2 separate regions of the Homo sapiens genome follow, and region 2 is linked to region 1. The links are chromatin contacts, found by Hi-C or POLR2A ChIA-PET in ENCODE. All regions are on one chromosome and are shown on one strand. Each heading gives the region's core, a stretch centred on a gene start or an enhancer-like site at or near the end of the contact. The rest is flanking DNA. Distances are from core to core; before and after follow the strand shown. Region 1 overlaps RAB27A (RAB27A, member RAS oncogene family). Region 2 holds the start of PIGB (phosphatidylinositol glycan anchor biosynthesis class B).

The links. A loop is a pair of places that touch in the nucleus more often than their neighbours do. ChIA-PET counts read pairs that join two places held with the same protein, here RNA polymerase II (POLR2A). Pooled maps may share reads with other maps.
Region 2: a map of astrocyte of the cerebellum shows a loop between it and region 1 (5-fold over the local background). The contact joins the promoter of PIGB here to the enhancer-like site in region 1. A Hi-C loop is called at or near these places in 2 of 168 maps with a recorded cell type or tissue (CD4-positive, alpha-beta memory T cell and astrocyte of the cerebellum), 8 of 37 single-sample maps with no recorded cell type and 16 of 50 pooled maps. POLR2A ChIA-PET finds 5 or more read pairs at or near these places in 20 of 52 experiments (AG04450, CD4-positive, alpha-beta T cell, CD4-positive, alpha-beta memory T cell and 15 more).

What each region holds. Positions count from the first base shown.
Region 1 is chr15:55,216,259-55,222,842 of GRCh38, reverse strand. All of the region lies in intron 6 of RAB27A (RAB27A, member RAS oncogene family), which reads left to right. Among named protein-coding and RNA genes, the nearest start is that of RSL24D1, 23 kb to the right of the region's middle. Within about 2 kb of position 1,507, at least 11 of the 41 ENCODE cell types and tissues checked have a DNase peak (open chromatin) inside an H3K27ac peak, as active enhancers do; they include CD8-positive, alpha-beta T cell, where a contact is called at or near this core.
Region 2 is chr15:55,317,627-55,324,424 of GRCh38, reverse strand. It overlaps PIGB (phosphatidylinositol glycan anchor biosynthesis class B), which reads right to left and starts at 5,203. Exons shown (of 12, transcript NM_004855.5): 1 at 5,012-5,203; 2 at 4,015-4,150; 3 at 3,035-3,152. The coding sequence starts at 5,174. It overlaps PIGBOS1 (PIGB opposite strand 1), which reads left to right and starts at 5,302. Exons shown (of 2, transcript NM_001308421.2): 1 at 5,302-5,561; 2 at 6,558-6,798. The coding sequence starts at 6,633. The coding sequence ends at 6,797. It also overlaps a transcript of RAB27A not described here. RefSeq lists enhancers at 4,944-5,023, 5,094-5,173, 5,234-5,323, 5,374-5,443.

The DNA of each region.
Region 1 (6,584 bases), core at 258-2,757:
TAAAAGAGGAAGGAAGCAAGTGGGTTGAGAAGGGAGGGGAGGGAAATAGAGATGGTGTAGATGGTGTAGGGGATGTTACCTAGTTTGTGGCTTTGGTGGTTAGCAGAATCCAAGAAGGCCAAGAGAAAACCTTTCCCTTTTTATTGTGTGATCACTGCTTTATTCTTTCTTTGGTTGATGGAGGTTCAGAAAGCTGGTAGGGTTTATAGTGGGAAGGGAGGGGGAGGATAGGTTGGCCAGGTAGGAAGAAGCCAGACTCTGGAGGGGTTTGAATACCAGGTAAGGAGATTAGATTTGATCCCTGGAGGACAGGGAGTTGCTGAAAGCCTTTGAGCATGGAGGGATGTTATGTTTACATTTCCAGATCAGTCTATAGGCTATAGGTGGGGAGGGAGGAAAGACTAGAGATTGATAGATTGCAGTGGTCTGTGAGGTGGGCAGAGGCTAGCTTTGTGAAAAAGGAAAAGGAAGAATAAATCAGGAAAAACACATAGAGTAGGGCAGGATTTTAGGTTTTTCTCAAGGCTAGCTCAGCTGAAGGATTCCCATCCACTATAGGCTTACTCTGGCAAGGATTTGCAATTGCATGTAGAGGTTTTTACCCTAGGGCAGATGGTGTTTAACCATGTTAGAAACATCCAGAGAACTTTTAACACATTCTCATGTCTGGGCTTCACCTCTGACCATCAGACATAATTGGTTTGGAGGAGTTTCTCAGGCAGGGTTCACTTGAAGAAGCATACCTATACATGAAGGGATCTGTTACAGGAATTTGAGCATATGCAATTGTGGGAGCTGGGTAAGTAGTCTCTGTAAGGTGTTGTCTTTGTGTCTGATGCTGAAGCCTGAAGGACAGGACAGTCAGACAGGAAGGGGAGAAGGATGTGAAATGGGGGATGGATGGAAAAAGTGAGAACCAGCTGGTGCCCATAATGAGGGACTAAAACCCATGTCACTTCCTGTTGCCTCTGACCTGGCTGGTGTGGGTGTCCTGCAGAAACTGGGGCCCTTTGTCACAGGGCTAACAACATCACCTGGCCCAGGTGCAGGTCTAGTTGCAGGTTTATGACAATAAGATGAGCCAGCAGATAAGCGACAATATATGAGGGCTATGAAATGGAGGTTGCTTCACTTCCTACCCCCAAAATTGCCCCCAAATCTCTTTTGTGGCCCACCCTAACCAGAAAGGGCATTCTGGGAAATGTTGTTTAGCCTAGCCAAGCTGACTCATTACAAAGCCTGGGCATTGGTATCTTTTAAAATCTCCCCACGTGATCTTCATGTGCAATGGTTGAGAACCAGTGACTTAGGTGATTCTGAGGGGGAGGCTGACAGAGTCTTACCGGCCAGTCTGAAATGTCCCCCTGCTCCCCTGAGAGGCACTCATGTAACGTAGTGGAAAAGAAACAGGGAGAGAACGATTACCACAGAGAATGCTGTAGTGTTGAAGCTGTGAGGTATGTTGCAATGGGTAAGGAGGAAGTAAGTGATGAAGCAATGGAAACCATGGATCCTAGAGCATTCTTTTGAGAGTATGTCAGTAAATGCAAAGAAAAAAAAGAAAAAGGCAGTTAGAGGAGTTAGCTAGATCAAACAAGCACATTCAAGTATATTCTCAAGTACTGGGGGAGGGTCAGGCTTGACTTCTTGCCCCTGTGGGCTTTTTCAGCCCTTTGCTTGTTTCCTGTGCCCTCGGTCTTAGGATTCCACAGCCTGTCTGGTTTCACAGAGCCTAACCCTGCCTTCTGTCATATGGGGTATCTGAGGGGTGTGGGGGACTGTCTTTGACCTGTGCCCAGGTCACGATGGTTATGGAGTATTTCATAGAGAGGAGCTCAATCTATAGTTTTTGAATTGGGTTAAAATGAGAAAAGAGGATTTAGCAGATAATGATTGAAACCCTTGAAGAAAGGAAAGGGCTAGAAACAGAGTCCCTTAGGATACAGAAAGCATACCATGTAGTTTGGTAGGCTGTTTGGCACTTTTAGAGGAAAATATGATGGAAAAATTTGGTTCACATGCATTTCACAAATATGGCATATAACTTTAATGATTATTTTCACAGATGTTTTGTTTCATTCTTAGAACATTTACACTGGTTACACATGCACTAAAGGACTATATTGTTTAGTTTATCCATGTGCTAACAGTCAGAAAACAGGATAAAGTTTATGGCATATCTTCATATAATTTGTATGTTGTTTGATAAATTTACATTTTTTGTTACTATTATGCTGTCTTCTATTCTCAATTCATAAAAACAGATCACTGGGGCCAGGTGTGGTGGCTCATACCTGCAATGCCAGCACTTTGGGAGGCCAAGGCAGGTGGATCACCGGAGGTCAGGAGTTCTAGACCAGCCTGGCCAACATGGTGAAACCCCATCTCTACTAAAAATACAAAAAATTAGCCAGGTGTGGTGGCGGGCACCTGTAATTCCAGCTACTTGGGAGGCTGAGGCAGGAGAATCGCTTGAACCCTGGTAAGGCAGAGGTTGCAGTGAGCCAAGATCGCACCATTGCACTCCAGCCTGGGCAACAAGAGCAAAACTCTGTCTCAAAACAAAACAAACAAACAAACAAAAACAAACAAACAAACAAAAAAACCCCAGATCATTGGTTTACAATTGGTTCTCTGGAATAGACATATCAAAGAATCAAACACCATGTCTCAGAAGAACTTTGTAAGCCTAATAAAGAACACTACAGTGCGAAAATGGAATGTTAATCTGTGTGTGCTGGGACAAGTAAATTTGAGAATGAGGACTTCATACAACAGACAAAAATGTAAAGGGCAAATTGTATGCATGATAATGAATATCAGAAAAAAAATTTGTAGTGGCCTAAGAGTCTACCGCTAATTTTCCATGTTTTTTTTTTTGTTGTTGTTTGTTTGTTTTTGCTGTGAAACTTGGTTAAATTGTAATATGAAGCTCTTAGGTCACTTCCTAACAAATCAAAGTGATCTCTGTGGTAAACCAATTGAATTTTCCTGGAACAAATGCAACATAATGGTTTCCAATGTATTATATTGAGTGATATTGTCAATGAAGTTGGAGAAGAGAACAAAACAGAAAGTTGTTCAAATTTGCACTCCTGCCAGCCAAGTGATTACAGTTCACATGGTTACTGAAACACTTTAAAAAGATAGCTACGAAGTCAGTGACAAGTAGAAGAGAAAGCTGAATGAAATATTGGCAACATTCCTCTTTTGGAAGACACTATTAGATCTCAAGCTTCAGTGTGCATCAGAATCAATCACCTGAACACTGGGTCCCGCAGTTTCTGATTCAGTAGGTCTGGGTTGGAGCCCACAAATGTATACTGATGATCAGTTTCTAGATGTTGCTGCTGCTGGTTCAAGACAACACTTTGAGTTCCTATCAAAGACGCATGCTAGCAAACATTTTGCTTGACAGGTGAGCATGCTAGCAGATATTTTCTTTGGACAAAGTCATTCTTGTACAGGATATGAACCAATTGTCTACTTGTGCCATGCATGAGTGAGTGAAATATGCTCAATGACTTCTCATTGGAAAATCCATGCTAAAGAGAGGAAGATTTTTTTTCTCACCCAGTTAATTACATCACCTATGATATAGGCTGGGAAGGGACCTTGGCATTGGTAGTGAGGGAGCACCAACCACAAGTGAGCAGACAAGGGCTTCACTCTGTGACTAAATATGGTTGCGTTGAAATGTCTGTCCATACTTTATTCACAGAGGATAGTTGGTGGTCATAATAAGCCTTTGTTCTTGATTCAGAGTTGAGGAAAATAGAGAAAAATGTGAATATGATCTAAAGCTGGGCATGGTGGCTCATGCCTGTAATCCCAGCACTTTGGGAGGTTGAGGTGGGTGGATCACCTGAGCTCAGGAGTTCGAGACCAGCCTGGCCAACATGGTGAAACCCCGTCTCTACAAAAATATAAAAATTACCTGGGTATGATGGTGGGTGCCTGTAATCCCAGCTACTTGGGAGGCTGAGGCAGGAGAATTGCTTGAACCCAGGAGGCAGAGGTTGCAGTGAGCCAAGATCACACCATTGCACTCCAGCCTGAGCAAAAGAGCGAGGCTCTGCCTCTAAAAAAAAAAAAAAAAAGAATGTGAACTAAGAATGACAACTGAATGTACATATTTTGTGTACTGTGCAAAGAAATGGGCAGCAAATTTAAGATGATGTTCTCCCTGCTGAAGGCTGCTGGTTATTGCTGAGGAAGATGCTCAAGAGTTCTGGAATGAAAGAGGAATTAAAAATATTTATTTACAACATTAATAATATCAGTATGGATCATTTCAGGGATTTCAAGTAGCTTAATTCAACAGCATGCTCACTGTTTTCTCTAGTTTGAACTAGATGAAATGCGGTACAAATAGCTTGATCTCTAATAGTTTAGTCTTTTAAAACTTGATTACATCTTTTCTTGATTTGAGAAATAACTTAGCGATGTAGCATTGGGCATGTTTGAAAAGTACACAAATAAGTCAAACATACAAGACTGATTCACAGAGCTCCATTTAACTCAGCAGAGGATCTGGATTTCATTTGCTGCAATATCCCAGGTTCAAACAGTCAGCACACCAGCCATTTCCTGGAAATGTTGTTCAATTAGCATCCAACAGACTGTGAAAAGTAGTGTGAAACTCACTTCTCACTTTAGTGAGACGTTTGTTCATAATTTCTAGATCTACATGTGAGCCAAATATCTACAGCCATTTGACAGAACCACCAAACATACTTGCTGTTATTCCTGGCAACCTCTAACTGAGATTTAGGATCTTTTAGTTTTGTGAGAATAAATAATGGAAAAGAAATCAGGATGCTGACCTACGCCACAAGCAAGATCTTGGTGAAAAACTGCAAATGCTTATGCCCCTCTCATTGATTTGAATCTGTTTACTTAAATTTTTTATTTTAAAATTTGTGATTAATCTATTTTTGGAAATGCATTATAATTAATGGTCTCCATGTACTCCAAATGGCCTTTAAGTGGCCACTTACAGACTGGTAATAACGATGAGCAGTGCTGAATTTTTTCGTCTTTGGCAATACGGCTCCATGGTGGTGCTACATTAGCACCACCATGTGGAGAAAAGGAACAATAGCACTCTTTCTATGGTTAAAATGGGAACAATACATCCTCTTGAATTTTTTTTTTTTTTTTTTTTTTTTTTTTTTTTGAGATGGAGTGTAGCTCTGTCACCCAGCTGGAGTGCAGTGACACGATCTTGGCTCACTGTAACCTCTGCCTCCCAGGTTCAAGCGATTCTCCTGCCTCACCCTCCCGAGTAGCTGGGGCTACAGGTGTGCACCACTGTGCCCAGCTAATTTTTATATATTTTTTTTAGTAAAGACGAGGTTTCACCATGTTGGCCAGGTTGATCCTGAACTTTTGGCCTCAAGTGATGCACAAGTCTCGGCCTCCCAAAGTGCTGGGATTACAGGTGAGCCACCGCCTCCAGCCTGGAACATCATTTTCTTATGGAAAGAAAGTCTTAATTCAGGGTCTTTTCTATGGCTCTCATCTAGTTTGCTAGATGAGATTACAGCCCAATTACTGGCACAGAGCTGAGAGTGGAGTGAACTCTATTCACTTATTCCTGTAGAAATGAAAATCTTACTGCCTCAAATTGCTCAGAAAACTCTGAGTGATTAGTCTAAGGATTTTTAAAGTTGTTAACCTGACTCCTGGTCCCATGACCTAGAGGTTTACAAATGGCAAGAAAGTATACTTTTAATTGAAAGAAGTTTGTTACTTGAATTTGGAGTTACAAATCTAAAGTATGTCTTGTTAATATTGTGTGTCTTTTAGCATGAGTAACTTGAAAAGTTAGAGCTCTTATACCTTGAAATTATACCAATTAAATATTTGCTTAAGTTAATAAACATTGGACAGTAGCTCACAGCTCTGCTAGAAGCATCATTTATACGTCAGTATTAATCAGTAGAGTAAGATCCATTGTCTTCCAGCATTTCATGAAGATTGCTTGGAAAGTGAGGAGTTTAATGAGGAGTAAGGGAGGCAAATGCTTTGGAGGCACAAAGCACTTTGGCCAGGACAGGTCTGAGTGCAGCATCTCTGGTGTAGGGAGGCGTGGTCCCAGGTACCAGAATTAGAGCAGTATTGTAGATTTTATAGATCAGCTACATTGTGGATTAAACCAATGTTCATGGGTTAGTTTGCAAATTTATTTTTATTTTTTATTCTTTTTTTTTCACACAACACACAGATTGAGAATTTAATGTTTACCATGTTGCTAGTGACATTGCTTTTTTGGGATGATGTATTCTGAGTTTTTGTTTTTCTTTTCTGAGACAGAGTCTCCCTCTGTTGCTCAGGCTGGAGTGCAGTAGCACCGCCTCGGCTCACTGCAACCTCTGCCTCCTGTGTTCAAGAGATCTCCCGTCTCAGCCTCCCTAGTAGCTGGGACTACAGGCACGTGCCACCATGCCCAGCTAATTTTTGTGTTTTTAGTAGAGACAGGGTTTCACCATGTTGGCCAGGCTGATCTTGAACTCCTGACCTCAACTCCGACCCTGCCTTGGCCTCTCAAAGTGCTGGGATTACAGGTGTGAGCCACGGTG
Region 2 (6,798 bases), core at 3,954-6,453, 98 kb before region 1:
CTCCCAGTCATTAGCAGTTTCTCCAGATTTTTGATGCCATAATTTTCCATGTTACAGTAAGGACCTGCTAAAGAGTAAAATAAAGCAGTGGAGTGAGGTAAAGAGAAGAACATGCCAGGCGTAACTTGAGCACTAGGCCTATGTTGGTAGCTCCTCATTCCATACTTCTGTTCTTTACACTCCTGACTCCTCCCCTAAGCTACAGGAGCCAAATACCCTTTTGTTGTCTTCTGACTATTCAAAGACCCTACTGTTGGCAAGCTTGGTGGCTCACCCCTGTAATCTCAACACTTTGGGAGGTAGAGGCAGGCAGATCATTTGAGTCCAGCCTGGCCACGGTGAAACCCCGTCTCTACTAAAAATACAAAAATTAGCCAGGTGTGGTGGCAGACACCTGTAATCCCAGCTACTCGGGAGGCTGAGGCAGGAGAATCACTTGAACCCGGGAGGCGGCAGTTACAGCCAGCCAAGATGGTGCCACTGCACTCCAGCCTGGGCGACAGAGTGAGATTCCATTTCAAAAGAAACAAAACCCAACAAACCTTACTGTGGTTCCCCATTCAGGTTTCCCCTCCTCTTCCTCTTTCTTTTTACATGTTCCATGCCATCACAGGCCAAAAGACATATAACATGAGCCACATGTGGAATTTTAAATTCTATAGCTGGCAAATTAAAAAGTAACAACAGAGATGACCCCCAAATCCAAAACAGGTAAAATTAATTTCATCTTGTCTAACCCAATATATCTAAGGCATCATCATTTGAACATTTAATCAATAAAAATTATAAAAATATTTTTATTCTTTTTTTGTACTAGGCCTTTGACATTCAGTATGTATTTTACATTTTCAGCACTTCTCAAATTGGACTAGCCACATTTGAAGTCTTCAACAGCTACATGTAGCTAGTGGCTACCATGGTGGACAGTGCAGCTCTAAGCCATCTATCCTTTTTAAAAATTTTTTGTAGAAACAGAGTTTTGCTATGTTGCCCAGGCTGTTCTCAAACTCCTGGCCTCAAGCAATCCTCCCACCTCAGCCTCCCAAAGTGCTGAGATTACAACTGTGAGCCACCATGCCTAGCTGTGCATAAGCCTTATGCAGTTTGTAGAGGAGCCATCTGGGAAGAGCACTAGGCTGTGAGTAAATAGACCTGGGATTTAGCTCTAGTTCTGCTTTTAACACGTTGTGACCTTGGTCTATTTACTTCACTTCTCCAACCTCTTCTAGCTTCAAAATTATGTATATAATTTGCTTAAAATAATCAATATGAGAGTATGAATGACTGATCATATCCTAATGAATCTCTACAGGGTCAAGTTCTAGATACGACAATGAGTTCCTTTTAGAGGGGTTGGAGCAGGTCAGGGGAGGCTTCCTTCACATCACAAAATGACCTGGTGGGTCAGCTACAGATGGAGGGCAGTGGATAGGTCTTGGAGGAGCAGGAAATTTTTCTATCTTGAAGACCTCTTCATTTGTAATCTGACCTACTTCCTGGGATATAAACTGTCATTGATGAGATTATGTATATTTTCTTGTGATTCCAGACTTTATGGATACCTTGCATAATCTATAAACTAGTAGATAACTGTAAGAGAAGAAAAGCCAGGTTGCGGCTCCTAAATTCTGCCTGTTGTTAATGGAAGAAACTCTGCTACTGCTCTGAATTCTCCTTCCCCATCATCTTCCCATTTGAAGCATCGGTTTCACTGGTTTAACCCTAATTTCTCAATAACGGAAGCAAATATTGCAATGGGGAGAGTACAACCCCACCTTAAAACAAATACCCTAGAACCTGTGTCTTTCTAAGCTACACAAAACACGTCAGGATTTGGACTGCCTTTGGAATGCTGAGCCATTAACCCCCACTGACAGAAATCGGGGGGAGCACAAACTCTGAGTCTCATCTGATGACAGCTTAAAAGATCATGGGAGTGAGGCTAGAGAAACTTTTACACCATTAGTCCTGCCCTTGTACTATCTCCTGGCAACTGACCCCAGCAATTAATAGCCTAGGAATTACAATCCTACTTACTGTTGATGCCTAATTACTATATAGGACGATGATTATGCAGATCATTAAATGTTTGTCAAATTAAAAATTTTAAAGTTTTAATTTCAACACTAAATCCTCAGTGGGTTTAGATGTATACAGACTTCATAAAATCATATCACACGGTCTTCTTACAAGGTAAAAAACACAAAATACAACGGTGCTCTCAAGTGATACTTTTTTTGCGGGGGATGGGGGAAGGAGTTTCGCTTTTGTTGCCCAGGCTAGAATGCAATGGCGTGATCTCGGCTCACCGCAACCTCCACCTCCTGGGTTCAAGTGATTCTCCTACCTCAGCCTCCAGAAAGTCTGAGATTACAGGCATGCGCGACCACACCCGGCTAATTTTGTATTTTTAGTAGAGACGCGGTTTCTCTGTGTTGGTCAGGCTGGTCTCGAACTCCCAACCTCAGGTGATCCGCCCGCCTCGGCCTCCCAAAGTGCTGGGATTACAGGTGTGAGCCACCGCACGGGCAGATCACCTCAGGTCGGGAGTTCGAGACCAGCCTGACCAACACAGAGAAACCCCATCTCTACTAAAAATACAAAATTAGCCGGGCATGGTGGTGCATGCCTGTTATCCCAGCTACTCGGGAGGCTGAGGCAGGAGAATCGCTTGAACCCGGGAGGTGGAGGTTGTGGTGAGCCAAGATCACGCCATTGCACTCCAGCCTAGGCAACAAGAGCAAACTCCGTCCCAAAAAAAAAAAAAAAAAAAAAAAAGAAAGAAGTATACTTCTAATGTCCAAATAATACATAATATAGTCATTTTGAAAATCTGCACATCATAACAGGATTCCTCATAGCAGGATATTTTCATGCTCAGTCTTGTATTTCAGCACAAACTAAAGAGTTACACATCACAGTATGTCTGTAGTATCATGGGCTTCCCAGATATGGCTGGACTTCAGCAACAGTAGCCTTTTAAAAACAAATTCCATGGCCCCAATATCATTTAGTTACTTTTATTTAAACTTACCAGCAACTGAACACTATCTTTCCCTAAAAGATGAAGAATCTTGTAAATGCTTGCAAAGATTAAGGGATAAGTGTAACTCCTCAGTCTCTCTGTCCATTCCCAAGTCAAATAACCATAATTAGTAACATTAAGGAGTAAATGTCCAATAATATTGAAACCTATTTCCGTGTTTTTTTTTTTTTTAAGATGGGGTCTCACTCTCTTGCCCAGGCTGGTCTCAAACTTGGGCTCAAGTGGTCCTGCCTCTACAGGTGCACACCACTTCACCTGGCAAAATCTATTTTCATTTCCATTTATAAAACAATATTTTATTTTGTGGCAGTCTTAAAACAGCATTTTATACTGGATATTTGCATTAAAAATTCAATTGGCCAACTAAACTCTTAACTTCTTCAAGGCAGTAATGTGTTTTTTACTTTCTCTGTATCCTCCAAGTGCTAAGTACTGTGGGAATGTATGCTAACGGCTGTGTCAAGTATATTAACATAAAAGAAAGATACAGGAGAAATATTTGTATAAAATAATGGTATACTTTGATGAGTTAAAATTATTTGGGGAAAATACGGAAAACTGAAAATATGTATAGTAGTCCCCCCTTATCTGTGGTTTCTCTTTCCATGTTTCAGTTGCCCAGAGTCAACCACTGTCTGAAAATATGAAGATATTTTGAGAGAGACCACATAAAAGTTCACATAACTTTTATTATAGTATTGTGTTATACTTGTTATATTTTAATACTGTTAATCTCTTACTGTACCTAATTTGTATAAACTTTATCATAAGCGTGTGTGTATTTTTTACATATATAAAAACAATATATATAGAGTTTGGTACTGTCTACAGTTTCAAGCATCCACTAGGGATTTTGGAAACTATCTACTGAAGACGAGGGAGCAAGGGGGACTACTCTAAAAGAAACTGAGCACAATTTCCAAGATGAATACACACTCATAGTCTGGAAAAGAAACCACAAAGGATATTTGAAAACCATGTGATGTGAAACTTCAAGAGACTGCCAGTATTCATCTGGAACAAAACTTGTCTGCACTAAAAAGCAGTTTAATATTCGTAAAGCTATGGTAAACAAGAGCAGATAAATATTTTCTCCAAGAAGATCTGAAAAACAGAACAAAACAGGTAATAGTGGCACAAAAGTCAGGCAGTTCCACTTGCAAAACTTAAAATCTGCTGCTCTGGTTGGCTCCTTGTAAGGCACAGTAGTGACCTCTGGTCCCTCCACACCATTCTTAAAGCCAACTTGGTTGGTTATACAAGCACCACAGCGTCATCACTGGGTGACTGCCACTCTTTTAGTTTAACCAACTTTTCTTGCAACTTATTGTGTAAAGATAATATTAAAATAAATACAAAAAAAAAAGAGTGGGTTAACTAAGGCCTTAGGCTAATTAATTAGGTCATACTATGTGTGTATCTAATGAAAGAAACCAGCTAACAAATTACTAATTTGGGAAGCAGCCCTTTGTATATGTGCAATATAAAATGGTCCTCTGTACATATATATTGATGATTACTATTATATATGCCAGGCACTGTGTTAATTTCTTCACATGCATCTCACTTAATCCTCCAAACAATATTATGGGATAGGTATTATTAGCCCCATTTTACAGACGAGCAAATTGAGGCCCAGAAATTAAACTGCCTTGTCCAAATAAAGTTGTAAATTACTTATCAGGATTCAAACCCGGGTCTGTGTGATGTCTCCAAAGTCCTGCTCTTGACCACAAATGGACAGCCTGTCGGCCAAATACAGAGTATTTTTTAAAAAATTGAATTTAGTTGCCAACATTTAAAAATCAGAATTTATATTAAAATCTGTGTTTCCAGCATTTCCCAGCATTTCAAAACTCAAGATCTGGCAACACAGAGCTCAACGGGCAACTGGCTGGTAATGAAATGGAGGGGGTTCCTTTTAGATGGGGGTAGGAGCTCTCCAGACAGTGTCCCCTCACTCACCCCCGCGGCGCCTGGCGCTCTTCTCCTGGGTGTTGAAGTACAAGGTAGACTTTCTCTTTCGCAGCTTTATCTTGCCGTGGGAGCGGTTCTGGAGACCATGCAAAGTGAGGCTGGCATCTCCGCCCCCCGGCTCCATTCCGCACTTGCTTAGGGGCCTCCTCATCCCTGGCCGCCACCTTCCTAAGGCGGAAGAAAGCTGCAGTAGCGCGCTGCTCGTCCATCCATTAAGTTTGGCCTTTGAGAGCAGTCGTCGCTCGCAAGCCCGGAAGTAACCGGGAACGGGCAACTTCGTAGCTCCCACCCGACGTGGTGGCCTCCTTGCGGTTTCCTTTCGCCGTTTCCGAACCGAGGGATTGCTACTCGCCTTTGGCTTGGCGGTCTCTGTGCTCGGGGGTCCGAAAACTGCTGGAAGGCCCCCGGTCTCTGGAGGGGAGCAGGCGGTAGCGAGTTTAGTGACGTGGAGCAGGCGCAGAACAGTCGGAGGTACCTGAGTGGTTATTAAAAACGGTAACGGTAATTGTAGACGTCAGTGTTGGTGTTAACATTTCAGGTTCGTTGCTCTCACAAAAAATGCCTGTTCAACGAGGTAGGCAGGGTAGGGATGATTTAGCTTGTTGTACAGATGTGGAAACAGGCCGAATGGTTCCTATTTTTTTTGTTGTTGTTGCTGTTGTTAGGTTTTTTTTTTGTTTTTGTTTTTGTTTTTTTTTTTGAGACGGAGTTTCGCTCTTGTAGTCCAGGCTGGAGTGCAGTGGCGCAATCTGGGCTCACTGCAACTTCTGCCTCCCGGGTTCCAGTGATTTTCCTGCCTCAGCTCCCAAGTAGCTGGGACTACAGGCGCGCCACCACGCCTGGCCAATTTTTGTGTTTTTTTGTAGAGACGGGGTTTCACCATATTGGCCTGGCTGGTCTGGAACTCCTGACCTCGTGATCCGCCCGCCTCGGCCTCCCAAAGTGTTGGGATTACAGGCGTGAGCCACCGCGTGCGGCCCACTCCTCTTGTTAAAAGTAAAACCAGGCCGGGCGCGGTGGCTCACGCCTGTATTCCCAGTACTTTGGGAGGCCAAGACGGGCGGATCAGGAGGTCAGAGGATCGAGACCATCCTGGCTAACACGGTGAAACCCCGTCTCTACAAAAAATACAAAAAATTAGCCGGGTGTGGTGACACGCGCCTGTAGTCCCAGCTTCTCGGGAGGCTGAGGTAGGAGAATGGCGTTAACCGAGGAGGCGGAGCTTGCAGTGAGCCGAGATTGCGCCATTGCACTCCAGCCTGGGCGACAGAGCGAGACTCCGTCTCAAAAAAAAAAAAAAAAAGAAAAAGTATGCATTTAAAACCATTGAGAACATTCTGTAATAGAAAAGGTTTTAGTTTTGTCTTATACCCTTCCCTAATTCACTTCCTGTACTCCTTATGTATTTATATTCTTGTTTTAATTAGTAACATATTATAAAAATATTGTTCACTCCAGTGCAAAGTAGTGACATAACATCTTTTAAAAGGACATTGTACTAAGTGATGGCTTTGCTTTCCATTTTTGTATGCAGATTTGAAGAGATTTCCTGGGTGTGGAGTGTGACTTTCCAAAACCAGCTTTTCCTTGAGCTGTATTTGTTGCAGCAATGTTTAGGAGATTGACTTTTGCACAACTGCTTTTTGCCACTGTCCTTGGAATTGCTGGAGGAGTATATATTTTTCAACCAGTATTTGAACAGTATGCCAAAGATCAGAAGGAATTAAAAGAAAAGATGCAGTTGGTACAAGAATCAGAAGAGAAGAAAAGTTAAT